Regions from separate parts of the Homo sapiens genome. Here regions 2 and 3 are each linked to region 1. A link is a contact called in ENCODE Hi-C or POLR2A ChIA-PET data. All regions are on one chromosome and are shown on one strand. Each heading gives the region's core, a stretch centred on a gene start or an enhancer-like site at or near the end of the contact. The rest is flanking DNA. Distances are from core to core; before and after follow the strand shown.

The links. A loop is a pair of places that touch in the nucleus more often than their neighbours do. ChIA-PET counts read pairs that join two places held with the same protein, here RNA polymerase II (POLR2A). Pooled maps may share reads with other maps.
Region 2: a map of OCI-LY7 shows a loop between it and region 1 (4-fold over the local background). The contact joins two enhancer-like sites. A Hi-C loop is called at or near these places in 1 of 168 maps with a recorded cell type or tissue (OCI-LY7), 7 of 37 single-sample maps with no recorded cell type and 4 of 50 pooled maps. POLR2A ChIA-PET finds 5 or more read pairs at or near these places in 1 of 52 experiments (A549).
Region 3: a loop to region 1 is called in a map of IMR-90, with 2.2 times the contacts of the local background. The contact joins two enhancer-like sites. A Hi-C loop is called at or near these places in 2 of 168 maps with a recorded cell type or tissue (IMR-90 and prostate gland), 1 of 37 single-sample maps with no recorded cell type and 2 of 50 pooled maps.

The regions. Positions count from the first base shown.
Region 1 is chr22:33,517,023-33,521,874 of GRCh38, reverse strand. The region is part of intron 6 of LARGE1 (LARGE xylosyl- and glucuronyltransferase 1); the gene reads left to right. Among named protein-coding and RNA genes, the nearest start is that of MIR4764, 83 kb to the right of the region's middle. Within about 2 kb of position 2,408, at least 9 of the 41 ENCODE cell types and tissues checked have a DNase peak (open chromatin) inside an H3K27ac peak, as active enhancers do; they include OCI-LY7, where a contact is called at or near this core.
Region 2 is chr22:33,839,543-33,844,394 of GRCh38, reverse strand. All of the region lies in intron 1 of LARGE1 (LARGE xylosyl- and glucuronyltransferase 1), which reads left to right. Among named protein-coding and RNA genes, the nearest start is that of LARGE1, 79 kb to the left of the region's middle. RefSeq lists enhancers at 1-34, 2,435-2,494. Within about 2 kb of position 2,579, at least 3 of the 41 ENCODE cell types and tissues checked have a DNase peak (open chromatin) inside an H3K27ac peak, as active enhancers do; they include OCI-LY7, where a contact is called at or near this core.
Region 3 is chr22:33,801,979-33,806,830 of GRCh38, reverse strand. All of the region lies in intron 1 of LARGE1 (LARGE xylosyl- and glucuronyltransferase 1), which reads left to right. Among named protein-coding and RNA genes, the nearest start is that of LARGE-AS1, 79 kb to the right of the region's middle. Within about 2 kb of position 2,795, at least 3 of the 41 ENCODE cell types and tissues checked have a DNase peak (open chromatin) inside an H3K27ac peak, as active enhancers do.

The DNA of each region.
Region 1 (4,852 bases), core at 1,159-3,658:
TATAGTCTGCAAAGCTATGAGCCAAAATAAACCTCTTTTCTTTATAAATTACCCATTCTCAGGTATTCCTTTATAGCAGTGTGAATGGACTAACACAGAGCTACACCTCTCAGCTTCCCTTGCAGACATTGCTAGTACTCTGCATTAGAATGTGAGTAGAAAAAACGTGGTGTATGTATATGTGTTTGCAAAAAATGGCCACAAGTTTTTCCCCTGCCTACATCGGTTACTTTCACCAAGACTGTGTAGCTCCTCCCATTAAGAGGAGGCATCTATGTCCACTTCCTGAATCTGGGCCGGTCTTGTCGTTTGTTTTGACCAATGTAATGGTATGAGCATGACACAAGCAGAGACCTGAAAAGTACTTGAGCACTGGGGCTCCCCCTGCCACTCTGGGAGCCTGTCTGCCCTGTTGTGAACAAACCCGGGCTAGCCTGTTGGAGGATGAGAGCCCATGTGGAGAGAGGCCCCATCATCTGAGCTATCCTATGCTAGCAGGTAAGGCCACCCTATAGTAGCCAGCCCAGCTGATCCAACAGCTGTACTTATGGCTGCAGAGGCATGAGCACCGTAGCCCAAACCAGAACAGCCCAGCTGTGTCAGGCCAGCTTGCCTACTTGCATTTTAAGCCACTACATGTGAGGATTACTTGTTACACAGCAATGCTGACTGATACAGTGTGCTACTTCTTGGAGAAACTTTTTAAGAACCACGTATTTCTTCACTGTGTTCTCTTTTTACTGTCCTATAGTCATTCCTGAAATAACCCATAGTTCCCAGCCAGTGGGACATCTCATTTTGCAACCAGGCAACAGTGCCAAAATACACTCATCCAGGCTCCTCTTTGGCAAGCGCTGGGGACTGAAAATCAGTGCCCTGGCCTCAAGGAGCTCACCTGCCAGCAAAGACAGACACATGTAAACAACACAATCAAATTACTACTTATTTTTATTACTAATAGATACATTGATTTCAGGTGCTGATCAGTGCAATGAAAATACAGCTGGAAGCTTGTTATGCCTTAAGGAAGTGAGCTTTTGGGAATCAGTTCACGGAGCCACTCCACGCTTTCTTTTTACATTGAAGGAAGAGAGGCCCACACAGAAGTCCCAAAACAGCAGCTCGTGTTTTGCACGGAATCCCATGAATTTCTGTCAGATCATGTCTCATAGAGCATTACTAAAACCAGGACAGAAAGACGCAGAACACTTCCGGGAGTCAGGCAGAGCAGACTGGGATTAGGATTCAGATGTGAACAGAAAGCAGCTGCAAGCTGATGTGGCTCAGCTCAATGCCCAGGTGGGCAGTGGGGGCAGGTGTTGGTGGGGAAGTGAGTTAGAGATGGCCCAGCTCAGCACTGCTGTGTTCTGCAGAGAGTTCAGAGTCCCCTCCCGTGCTTGTCAGAGAGCAGAAGCTTGCTGTCTCCCTGCGGGATTGTGGGATTTGGAGAACAGCCACCCCCATGAATCTCAGGTACAGGATGGTTTAAGAAGCACTGAGGCCAGACACAGTGGCTCTTGCCTGTAATCCTAGCGCTTTGGGAGGCTGAGGTGCAAGGATTGATTTAGCCCAGGGTTTCAAAACCAGCCTGGGCAACATAGTGAGACCCCCCATCAGTACAGAAAATAAAAAATTAGCCAGGCATGGTGGCACACGTCTGTAGTCCCCATTTCAGGAGGCTGAGCGATACAAAAAGTAGAAAATTAGCCAGGCGTGGCAGCACAGGCCTGTAGCCCCAGCTGCTTGGGAGGCTGAAGAGGGAGGATTGCTTGAGCTCAGGAGATCCAGGCTGCAGTGAGCTCTGATCACACCACCGCACTCCAGCCTGGGTGACAGAGTGAGACCCTGACTCCAAAAAAAAAAAAAAAAAAAAAAAGAGAAAAACCACTGAAACAGATAGACGAACAGTCTCTTAGCCTCTCAGCAAGAGGAAGCCAGGGAGTACAAACTTCTTAATCCTAAGGAAAAGAAAATGCTACTTAAACTAAATATCAAGAAGAGACAAATTCCCCTGTGCTTAAGAACACGACTTGGAAATGTTCTCTTTTTACCCAGCGTCATAAACAGAATGTGGGCTGGTGATGTGGCCATGTAGATCAGCCTCTCAAAGAATGAATTGTTTTCTTTCTCTTTTTTTTCCTTGTTTTTCACTTCTAAAATACTATGTTTCCTCTTTTGGTTAAATGACAGACTTGCTTTTAAGAAGAGCAGTCAAGGATGTAAAAATAGTGATTTCAAAGAAAGCTGGGAGAGAATCATCATTTACGTGTTTTTGTTTTTTCAATTTGGGAATAAACTCCCAGTGTGGGTGGGGAGTGTCTGGAGCCTGAGAGGGAACCTGGGTGTCTTCGGGAGCCAGTGCAGGGGCTGGTACTTTATTTTATGGGGACCTGTGGCCTGAGATGCGTTTTAGAGGTAACAGTGCCCCCTTCTGGTGCAAATGAATAAAGAGTTGAGGTTTCTGTAAGTATAATTTAGATATCCCCGTGGCAGAGTGGAGCTTTTAAACTCATTGTCTCTGGGGCAGAAATTATGCCTTGGCTGTTCCTCCCTCCAACCCCAGGGAGCCCCCCTGGGTCTCCTTTGAGGCATGCTCCTCTCTGAGGCATATGTGACCACACACACACACACACACACACGCGCGCGCACGCACGCAGCTCAGGGACCTGCAGAATTGCCAGAGATCATTGCAGTGAGTCAGGATTCCTCTGTCTTGACTTGGATCTTCATTCTTCAGCTTGAGCATATCCATGAGATTTTTTTTTAATCTGCAGAAAGCCAGAGTGCTCTGTGGAATCAAGCTGCCTGTGAAAGTGTTTCTTTTCTTTTCTTTTGCCTAAAACAAATTCCAACTAGCTGTCTTGTTTTAGGTAAGTTCCAACTAGCTGACTTCCATCTGGTCAGCTAGTTGTACAGTCATATGTGTACACATCCAGGGGCAGAAACATCTAGGATGTTGGTCCCTGGATGTGCGGGTCCCTGGATATATGTACACATGACCGTCTCTTTTGATGTATGTCAGGATGTGATCAGAATTAACACTTAAACCCCCACGGTCAGTACCACACCCCTTTCTCTGCCCCACTCCAGTCCCCTCAGGGGGTGCAGTTACACTTCCACTCCTGTCCTAGTGAATTCTCCTTGGCCTGGTGACCTGGGAGGGCCTCATTGGAGAACAAGAATATTGGACACTATCATGATCAACACTAGGGGAGAAGGGCCCAGACTCCAGAGCCAGTCAGCCTGGGTTCAAATCCTGTGCCTGAGGCCGGGCGCGGTGGGTCGTGCCTGTGATCCCAACCTTTTGGGAGGCCGAGGCCAGCGCAACACCTGAGGTCAGGAGTTCGAGATCAGCCTGGCCAACATGGTGAAACTCCATCTCTGCTAAAAATACAAAAATTAGCCAGGCATGGTGGCATGTGCCTTTATTCAGGAGGCTGAGGCATGAGAATTGCCTGAACCTGGGAGGCGGAGGTTGCAGTGAGCTGAGATGGTGTCACTGCACTCCAGCCTAGGCGACAGAGTGAGAGTGTCTCAAAACAAAAACAAATCCTGTGTCTGCCATTTGCTGGCGTGTGACCTTGGGCTGTTGATTTAACCTGTTTGGGATTCAATTTTCTCACATAGGGATGATGATCACAATATGTAATTCCTGGGATTTGTGTGACACACAGATGAGTTCCTCTATGCCACGTATTTAGAGCAGCGCTCAGCATAAAGGACTTCATGCACATTAACCATTATTCTAGCTTCTTGGCTTAAGGTATGAAGTTGCCAGATCTTCTCAGCTGTATGATTTCCTCAAGTCAAATCCTGGTTCCCATTGCCTTGAGAAGAGAGGGTGCCTCAGATCCCAGAAAAATCTGTAGGAGTTGGAGTGATCTAACGACAGCAAGGAGAGTGAATTTGGGGCATCACCCAGTTCTCCTTATAATCTTCAGGCCAGTCCTGCTCACTGCTGTCTGACTTTGTAGCCTGATTTTTCCAGATGAAGCTGCTCTTGTTGACCCAGGTCTCCCCCTTCTTCTTTAAGGTATATTGTATCTGTGGGATACAGACATAGTGCAGGACTGAGGCCATGCATTCTCCTTCCTAAGAGCTTCTTACTCCGGGTCTGTGGGTAGATTCCAGGGATTCTCAGACTCTCTCAGAAGTTGTATACAAAATTCTCTGGGCGGCCCGGCACAGTGGCTCACGCCTGTAATCCCAGCACTGTGGGAGGCTGAGGCAGGCGGATCACAAGTCAGGAGTTCGAGACCATCCTGGCCCATATGGTGAAACCCCATCTCTACTAAAAATACAAAATTAGCCGGGCGGGTGCTAATATTTGCTAATATTGGTGGCAGGTGCCTGTATTCCCAGCTATTCGGGAGGCTGAGGCAGGAGAATCGCGCTTGAACCCAGTGAGCCAAGATTGCACCACTGCACTCCAGCCTGGGCAACAGAGCGAGACTGTCTCAAAAAAAGAATTCTTTGTGCATTATATGTATGTTTTTGTAGCTCTACTCCACCGAGTTCAGCCCTTTTTATTGGACAACTTTCCTAGAGGTTAGAGTGCGTCTTTAGTACTTGTTGGGTGATGATGGGACAGAGAGGGGTGTGGAGGGGTTGAGGGATATAAGTTTGTAGCCACTTTCCAATTTTTCATCCTATCGTAGCTTCTCTTAGTAATCCAGAGTTAGCTTTCTAGTGGCTCAGGTGTATAGCTCTGGAATCATCAGTTAATACGTATTCACAGTTAAGGGGAATTTGTAGGGAAAAAAATGCCACATGCTGCTTCCCAGAGCTGAGGATTTTCATCAGCTCTTCTGAATTATTCACACTCCTCGTCCCTTTTTTAATGTAGATAACA
Region 2 (4,852 bases), core at 1,330-3,829, 320 kb before region 1:
TCCCAGCTTGCTCTTTACTAAACTCCCTGTGCCAGGGAGCATTATAGCAGGAGGAATACATTGAATTTGGGAAACAAACAGTCTCATTGGGACTCTTCCTGGGCTAGAAAGCCTGTATGTTGAACACTTAATCATTTTTAATGCTTGTTTCACCTGCTCTCATCTTTATTTGCCCTCAATAAAACCAAGAAACCTTGGACGGTCTCAAGAGGTATCCTGTCTTTCAGGGTTAGGGACACTGTGGAACACAGAATCTAGGGTTGCAAGTCTTGTCTGTAAATTGGAGGTTTTTTCTTGTCTTTTTTTTTTTTTTTTGAGACGGAGTTTCACTTTTGTCACCCAGGCTGGAGTGCAGTGGCACCATCTCGGCTCACTGCAACCTCCGCCTCCCGGGTTCAAGCGATTCTCCTGCCTCAGCCTCCCAACTAGCTGGGATTATAGGTTCCCACCACCATGCCCAGCTAGTTTTTTGTATTTTTAGTAGAGACGGAGTTTTAATGTGTTGGGCAGCCTGGTCTCGAACTGCTGACTTCAGGTGATCCGCCCGCCTTGGCCTCTTAGGAAAGAAAGGAGATGAGTAAACTAGAAGTGGGAGGAAGGGTGCCGGGAACAGACTGTGGGAACAGAGTTGCACATATATTCTCTTACGGCCATTTTGGACCAGTGGCCTTTAAACTTCTTTTACTGCACTCAAACCTGCAGGATAAGACTTGTTTTCATCAGTAACATTTGAGTAGAGGTTTGGCCAGGTTGTGGGTACAGGGAGGGCTTGGGGCAGGGGTGGGACCTCTGGAGAGGATGGTGGTGGGACTGCTAGAGGGTTTGAGTGCGGTTTGAATAAACCCCCATATGCATTTTGGATCTTCCTGCATCCGCTACTCTTTCCCTGTCTACCTCTGTTGAGACCTCTTTAATTTTTTATTTTTATTTATTTATTTATTTATTTATTTATTTTTTTGAGAGGGAGTCTTGCTCTATCCCTCAGGCTAGAGTGCAGTGGTGCAATCTCGTCTCACTGCAAACTCTGTCTCCTGGGGTCGGGCGATTCTCCTGCCTCAGCCTCCCAAAGTGCTGGGATTACAGGCATGAGCCACTGTGCCTGGCCCAAAGTGCCAATCCTTACAGCCACCCTCTCTGCCTTCCAGTCTGGAAGGGACATACTCCCGACCCACTGCAGTATACTGAACAAAGATGTTCACACGCACAGGGCGGTGGGGAAGGAGAGCTGACCCATTCACAAGCAGGGAAGATAGAACGGAAAATCAAGGACAGCTTCACAGAAGAGATAAAGCCTGGGTTGGGTTGTGAGGATGAAAAGGATGTCTTCCAGGAAGGCTAGGAGTATGGAAATCCAGGGCCACGTGAACAACATAGACAGGACCCCCCCAGAGGAACAAAACAGATGCCCTGTTTGGAGAACTGTAGGTGTTGTGGTTTTTTTGTTTTGTTTTGTTTTGTTTTGTTTTGTTTTGTTTTGTTTTGTTTGTGCTAGAATGGGAAATGTGAGTGAGAGAGAGCAACAGGTAAAATGCTGGAGACATTCTCAAGAGTAACATCCCAGCTGCCCTCTAGATCAGTAGCCATTAGCGGCATGTGGCTACTTTAAATGAGTTGAAATGAAATAAAATTAAAAATACAGTTCCTTAGTCTCAATAGCCACCTGCAGCTAGTGGCCACCATATTTTAGAGCACAGATGTAGAAAATATACATCATGACTGTTGGGCAGTGCTGGGCTGAATGTTTCCTTATTTGGCTCACATCTGTCAAGCTGCACCTGGTGTTTCGTGACACCTGCACGCGTCAGGTTTTGGAGTGGCTTGCTTCGTTTTGGTAGAAGAGCCTGTACTGGCTGCTCAGGGCCACAGTGGATGTGCCAGAGAGATTGAATGTATAGTTAGAAGCAATGTACAATTGCTCAAGATATGAATATTAGTAACTTTGTTTTATTTTTTAGCACTGCTCAGATGAATATATAAAAATCCGAAGAAATATGTTATTTCCCCTCTAAGCCAGCAGAGCTACTAGTTTTATTAAGCAGACAATGGCAAATCTATTTTTAATTTAATTTTTTATTAAAAAATGCCCTACTGCTTGAGATTCTAATCTCTAGCTGAATAGTAAGTGTCATTTTCGAGTTGCGAATCGCCAGAGCAACAGCGTGCGTCGAAGGCACTTAATAAATAGGATTCGGTGCTTTACGTCCGTGTAGAGACAAAAATAGATCAAAAAGCTTTTCGATTTTACTTTTGAGTACAGTGTTCTGACTTTCTAGATGGTAAGGAACCATTTAGAACTATAAAGGGATTTCGATTTCGATAACAGTAACTGTGTTTAATGTTACAAACTTTCTATTTTGTAAGTGGCTTTCTTTGAAGTCCTGTTGGCAGTTTGTTAAATATTTTAGACTGTTATTTGTGACCAAGAGGTTCAGTTTGGAGGACTTTTTGTGATTCACCCGTGTGCTTTAAAATAATTTGCCACTATTTTTGGAGTACTCGGTCCCAGGAGATTTGTGCATGAGTCCTGATTTTGTCTCTTAGTAGCAGTGTGACTCAGGGCAAGTCACATAGCCTGTGCTGAGGATCTCTTGGCTTTCTGACTTTGTATTTATTCACCCTGCTTAGTTTTCCCAGGGAGACCCACACTCACACCCACCCTTTAGCCCATGGACTTTGGTGGAGATGATATTGTGCAGGGCTTCAGGGGGAGACATAGGACTCAGATTATTCCTAATACTGGCTTATAGTAATTGGCTTAGAGGTGGTTTCATGACCTAGTTGGAGCCCACAAGATGTGATGAGGCTTTTGTTGGGGCTGTTGAGAGGTATGTGTGTTCTTTCCCACTGGCCTTGAACTCAGAGGTTGGAGCTGCGGATATTGTAGCTACATCCAACCTAGTAGCTGTCTTGCTACTGCATGGCATCTGAGTATGAAGTCCGTGTGGATGAGAGCAGAGCTGAGGTGGAGAGGGACCAGGCCATCTCCTGGACCCAGATCAAACCTTGCCACAGGGTAGATTCACCTCTGGACCTTACAGATTGTGAACTATTCAGTCCTTTATTTTGCCTGCATTAGTTTGAGTTGGATTTTCTGTCACTTTCATTGGAAAGCTCCCTCAAAAACTCTGAAACATTTTTTGTACATTTGTAAGAGGAAAAAAAAATGAGAGTAACAGAACAGACGCACCTTGGCTTAGCATAGATTGCATCCTGCTAAACCCATCGTAAGTTGAAAATATCAAGTTCAAAATTTGCGTTTAATACATTTAACCTACATTACAGCATAGTTTAGCTTAGCCTGCCTTAAACATGCTCACTTTCATTGGCCTGTATTTGGGCAAAATCATGCAACCTAAGCCTAGGTATATTAAATACTGTACTGAAAATGAAAAACAGAATGGTTATATGGGTACTCAAGTATAGTTTCTATTGAATGCATATTGCTTTTGCATCATCATAAAGCTGGAAAGTCATCCAGGTGCAGTGGCTCACGCCTGTAATCCCAGCACTTTGGGAGGCTGAGGCGGGTGGATCACTTGAGCCCAGGAGTTCGAGACCAGCCTGGGCAACGTGACGAAACCTTGTCTGTATAAAAACTAGAAAAATTAGATGGTCATGGTAGCATGTGCCTGGGGAGTTTAGGCTGCAGTGAGCCGTGATCACGCCACTGTGCTCCAGCCTGGGTGACTGAGCGAGACCCTTTCCCAGAAAAAAAAAAAGCTGAAAAATCTAAGTCGAATTATCCTAAATCGGGGACTGTCTGTACTTACCTTATATCTAGGGTTGCTGTAAAGATGAAGGAGGGCAATAGATCCAATAGTACTTTAAAAGTGGTAAAATACTAGATATTTGCAAGAAAAGATGCTAGAACCTTTCACACCAAATTTTGACTGTGTGAGAAATAAATCAACAATGTAGTTTCACAGCTCCAAGCTAATAGAGATTAAACTATATTACTCTCAGTATTTTGCCAAAGTGAGTTGGTCTTCAAAAATAGTTTTAAAAGAATGTATGTATAAAAAGTTTTTAAAGACAGGAAGTAAAACTGCAACAGGATTTCTTATTCATTTTTATGACCATTTTTGTCTTTTAAAAACTAGGTCCCTTTTTATGCATGGATTCTATTATTTTTCCTAGATTTTACAGTGAGGGGATGTGCATTTTCTTGAGGGGGTGCCGATTTGGTGCAGTGCTGCTTTGCATATATTATTAAATCAAATAGTTTTATAATTGAATATGAAGTAGGGCAAAATCCTAAACCTAGTTAGTATGGGTGTGCATTTCCTGCGTATTCATTTTCCTGTGTTGGTTTACATAGTTTCTTACCACCTTCAATTCGGAGGCATTTTAGAGGCATTTTCTCTAATGATCTGGCCCATAGATCGTTTCATAAGTAAATGGGATCAGCAGGGTTTTATGTCTCCTACAGCAGAAGGTGCCTGGGCTTTAGGGTTGAATGCATCTGGGTTTGAAGCCTGGAGCCCCCACGTTTCCTGGGTCCAGGTGATCTTCTCTGGAACAATGAGGGGCATAGTTCATTGTAGTAGGCATGCATGAAAGTTAGATGAGGTGACGCAAGTCAAAGTGCCTCATACCTGGTAGGTAGTTAATAATCGCTTTTCTTATTTTTTTATTTCATGTAAACGTGTGATTTGAAGGCAGTCAGTCTGTCTCTAGGGAAATTAAGAATTTTAGCAAAGAATCAATTGGTCCCCATAGCATTCATATTTTAACTGTTCAGGCTACTAAATCTTATTCTCACTAGTTGTTCTGTTTTTGTGATCTATACAGGCTGCGGTAGAATGAGAATGTTCTCTATTGGCATGCTAACATATGGTCACTTATTTGTTCA
Region 3 (4,852 bases), core at 1,546-4,045, 280 kb before region 1:
ACCTTGTTGGCCAGGATGGTCTCGATCTCTTGACCTCGTGATCCGCCTGCCTCGGCCTCCCAAAGCGCTGAGATTACAGGCATGAGCCATCACGCCCGGCCAAGGAAGAGGATTTGAAGTCAGCTCTGAGTCTTATTATCTTCCTCCGAGTAGCACAGCTGGCATCATTGCATCACTGAGAGCCTTCTAAGCCCTGGACACGGCTCTGGGTACCCAGATTCAAAGATGGATTAGCTCTTGCCCCGTTTTCAAGGAGCTTATAGTTGAGGAGATGTCACATTGCAGGTAATTTCAATGTAATGATACAGCCATGTTCTCAGAAAGTGTTCAAGGAACTGTTTGTCCTCTTGATGTATGTGATTATGTCAAGAGTTGTTCCTGCAGAAGATCCTGTAAACACTGGGGCTGGAAAATGTGCCAGGCTTATTGGTGAGACTCTAGGCTGCCCTGGAGGCCAGACTTTTGGACTGCAGCTTGCTCACGTGTGTCCCTAGCTCCATTTGCTTCAGCTACCCACTTCTGGTTTTGGTTTCGGTATCTGATGCTCCCAACACCTCACATGAAGCTTGCAAAACTGTTGCCATAAACTTAATTTCTAGCAAAGGGCAGAGAAAGAAGTCAGATACAAGAGATCACATATTGTTTGATCCCATTCATAAGATATATCCAGAGTGGGTAAATTTATGGAGACAGAACATATATTGGTTATTACCAGGGGCTGGGAGGGAGGGAGAAAGGGCAGAAGCTGCCTGATGGGTGTGGGGTTTTGTTTTGGAGTTCATGGAAAAGTTTTGGAATTAGATTGAGGTGGTGGTTGCACAGCATTGTGAATGCACTAAATAAATGCCTCTGGGTTGTTTAAAATAGCTCATTTTATTTTATGTGAATGTCAGCTTAATAAATTTCAAAAAATAATAATCATAAAATGTAGCAAGGGGAGAGGCATTAGACAAAGTTCATAGTGACAGTGAACATTGTTTGAATGGAAGAAAACAATTGGAAGAGAAGAAATAGGACATGTTAGGTATAATGATGGTTGTTATTTTATTTATTTATTTATTTATTTATTCATTTATTTACTTATTTATTTATTTTTTGAGACAGAGTCTTGCTCTGTCGCCCAGGCTGGAGTGCAGTGGTGTGATCTGGGCTCATGGCAACCTCTGCCTCCCGGGTTCAAGGAATTCTCCTGCCTCAGCCTCCCCAGTAGCTGGGATTACAGACACCTGCCATCATGCCCAGCTAATTTTTTGTATTTTTGCAGAGATAGGGTTTCACCATGTTGGCCAGGCTGGTCTCAAACTCCTGACCTCAGGTGATCCGCCCGCCTGAGTCTCCCAAAGTGCTGGGATTACAGGCGTGAGCCACCGTGCCCGACCAGGGTTGAGTCTTTACTCTGAATGAAGTTGGGAGCCATTGGAGTGGTTGGGGCAGAGGAAAGAGATTCCTTGGCTTGCTTTTCTAAAAGATCTCTTTGGTTACTGACTTGAGCAGAGCTTGCAGACAAGGATAGAGGAAGGGAGATCAGTTAGGAAACTAGGACAGTTGTTTCATTCAAGCAGGAGATGCTGGTGGCTTAGACCAAGTGTAGTGGCCAAAGTGTTGGGATATAGTCCAAATCCAGGTGTGTCTTTAAGGTATATTCAGCAGGATTTTCTGAGATATTGGATATGAGACTAACAGAGGAAGAAGAGTCAAGGGTGTGTCTAGTTTTTTATTTGAGCACCTAAAGGAACGAAGTTGGTGGAGTTCGGGAGCTGTCCATATATTCTAACTGGGAAGATTGCAAGAGAAACAAGCTTGGGAGAGAACATTAGGAGTTCAGTTTCAGTCTTATTGAATGAGTGGTGCTTTTTCGATATATCCAAGTGAATATATTGGGCCAGACAGTGGGATATGAGCCAGGAGTTCTGGAACAAGGTTAGGGTGGGAGATACAGATTGGAGGTTGCTGGCCTTTGCAGGCCATTGAAAGCCGTGAACCTGACTGGGATCAGCTAGAAAATGCATGATGGTAGAGAAGAGGAGGCTGAACTTGACTGCACTCTCTGCATGCTCTGGAAAAATAAAACCTGGGTTGCACTGGGGACATTGGGGGCTAGTTCAGTCATTTTTTAGAGCTGGGGTTTTGTTGTTGTTTTTGTTTAAGCCAGGCACTTTAGTCTTAACTTTCAGGGAAAATCAAAGTAGGTTGTTCAAGGTACCCAAAACACACAGATATGCAGCTGGCTTTCTGCAAAGTGTTCATGTGAAGAGGTGCCAGGTGTGTGCCTGGTAAGTGTGTGTTTTACTGAGCAGCAGGGAGCTGAACTGTGGATCTCTTGCAGCCTCCCTTTTGATATGTGCGTCTCAAGCAGTCAACCTGCAAATTGCTTTGTATTCAGAAGGTGCCAAATACATGTTCATGGAATGAATGGATAAATGGTCCTTGCCCTTTGTGCCTGAAGACCATGGTAGAAAGGTGCAGTTTATTATTTTATTGTTGACTTCTGGTTTGAACCAAAGAGGTTTTTGCATATACGTTGGCTATTAGAGATCAAGTCTGCGTTCAATGTTGGAGATTTATTATATTTTGGATAGATAGAGGGCTCTAAAGGCAATTCCCAGAGAAATCCAAAACTATTGTCAACAAAGGCAGCATTAGTGGAATCACTGACTAACTTCCCAAAAAGTTATGTTAAGCAGGCCTTTCTAAGGATGGCAGTCAGGATTGCTATGTTCTCTTCTGTATAGGGAGGAGAGTACAGGATGGCAGCCAGGATTGCTGTGTTAATTCTCTTCTGTATAAACAAGAGAGTACAGAAGACAGTTAACATAACAATCCTGACTGCCATCCTTCAACAGGCCTGCTTACGAGGTTGGCTTTGGCTGGCATCTGGGGACTTGGATTTTAGGAGGGTTCCCATCATTCTCAGACCCGATAAGACTGGGTCACTGTGCTTAAACTGTTGATGCAAACAATATAGTTTATTCTGAACATCTGTTTTCCTTCTGGGAGTCTACAATTTTGGATGCCTGCCTAACCAGTCCTGGGTGAAAACCCTAGGCACGGAACCTCTAATGAGCTTCCCTCGTAAACATGTTTTCACACGTGTGGTCACAGCTCATTGCTGGAGGAATTAAGTGTGTCCTGTGTGACTCTACTGGGAGAGAACTCTTGAAGCTTGAGCCTGGTTCCCTCCAGACTTTGCCTCATAGACCTTCTTCCTTTGCTGGTTCTACTCTATGTCCTTTTGCTGTGATGAGTCATAGCCATGAGATGCTGTAAGTCATAGCCACATCTACATGCTGAGTCTGGCGAGTCCTCCTAGTGAATTGTTGAACCTCACCTCCTCTGCATTTTTGGTTGTTGGTGTTGTTAAACAGCCAGTCATATCATCTTACGGAGCTATGAATTCCATTAGCATTTACTGGATTCCAGCTATGTACAACATACTTGTAAAACTCCAGTTTGCCTTAGAAACTGAGTCAAACCACCAAATGTGTCCAGGAGTAACTCGTTCCCAAGACATTTCCAGATATCAGGCAATATGGAAGCTACAGAGATGAAGTCTCTGAAGCTCAATTGAGATAGGAAATGTAAGTTGTATAGAAGTTGTATAGAAGCAGAACCCCTAGAACATTGAGGGAAATGAGTGCTCTACCAATTCCATAATGTAATAGTAGCTTTTATTAAGAGGAGGGTCATGAATGCTGTCTTGGGGGAGTTAGAGAAGTGACTTTAAGGCATTGGTGGACTTTGCTGGTGTTGAGAAAGAATATTTTGATCTTCCTTGGTATCCGTCGTCATCTTTTAGCTTTCATTTGTGTGTTGATCTATCCACCCATCTTCCTGTCCATCCAATTGTCTGTCTACCCACTCACCCACCCATCTATCTGTCCAGCCTTGCCAGGCAGCTTGTTACATTCATGAGCTTTGATTATGTGTTAGGCTGTGTTCAAGGCACTGAAGTACTGGGGTGAATTGAGTAGGGTCCCTGCCCTCTTGTGCAAAGGAAGGATTTGGTTGGGTGGGAGATGACTAATGAATCCGTACCCTGGTGGTATTGTTTAGGGAGAGGGAGATAGACCTGGGAATAAATATTTATTCCTAGATAGAAGTGCACAATTCTTTCTAGGGATACACAGGTACACATGCCCAATTCACCTTGGTGGGTTGAGTGGGGAGAGGGGCAGGGTGACAAATAAGAGTTACTTGTCACCTTACCTACTGTATATCTAAGCATATTGTCCATACAAAGAGATCAGTGCAGGAGATGTCCTGTGTCCCTGTCTTCATAACCAGAACGGGGAAGAAAACCTCCTCCTGTGAGTTCCCCGAAGGTTAATTTAAAATATTCTTTTCATTTGGCTTTAAGATTACTCAGAGCCATCTTTAATACACAATTAGGGACATAACCATTCCTAAAGGTAGGTGGCAGCTGCCTTCATTCACCTGCCAGTGATAATCAAAGGAAGACTCCCAGCCTGTCTAGTCTGGAACATTCAGCAGGGCCTAAGAGCTCTTCTCTAAGTGATGATGGGACTGAAGCCATCTCTGTAGTGCTTCCCTTGCTGTTCTGAGCCATTTGCAGTGGGAATAAGTGCTTATGGAGTCAGCAGCTGTGAGTTGGGGGAGGCAAATTATTACTTTTATTTTTGGCTCTGCCTGGGGTCAGAATTTCTTTTGTTTCTGATTTACCTTTTATTTGAGAAACTTGGCATGATACCTGTGTTCAGAGGATTCATTAGTCATCTCCCTCTCAACCAAATCATTCCTTTGCACATGTGATTGTTAACCCCTCTTTTTTTTTTTTCTCCAGAGTTAGTTATCAGGCATTTTTTCAGAGGACTTTCATAAGGTAGTCTGAACA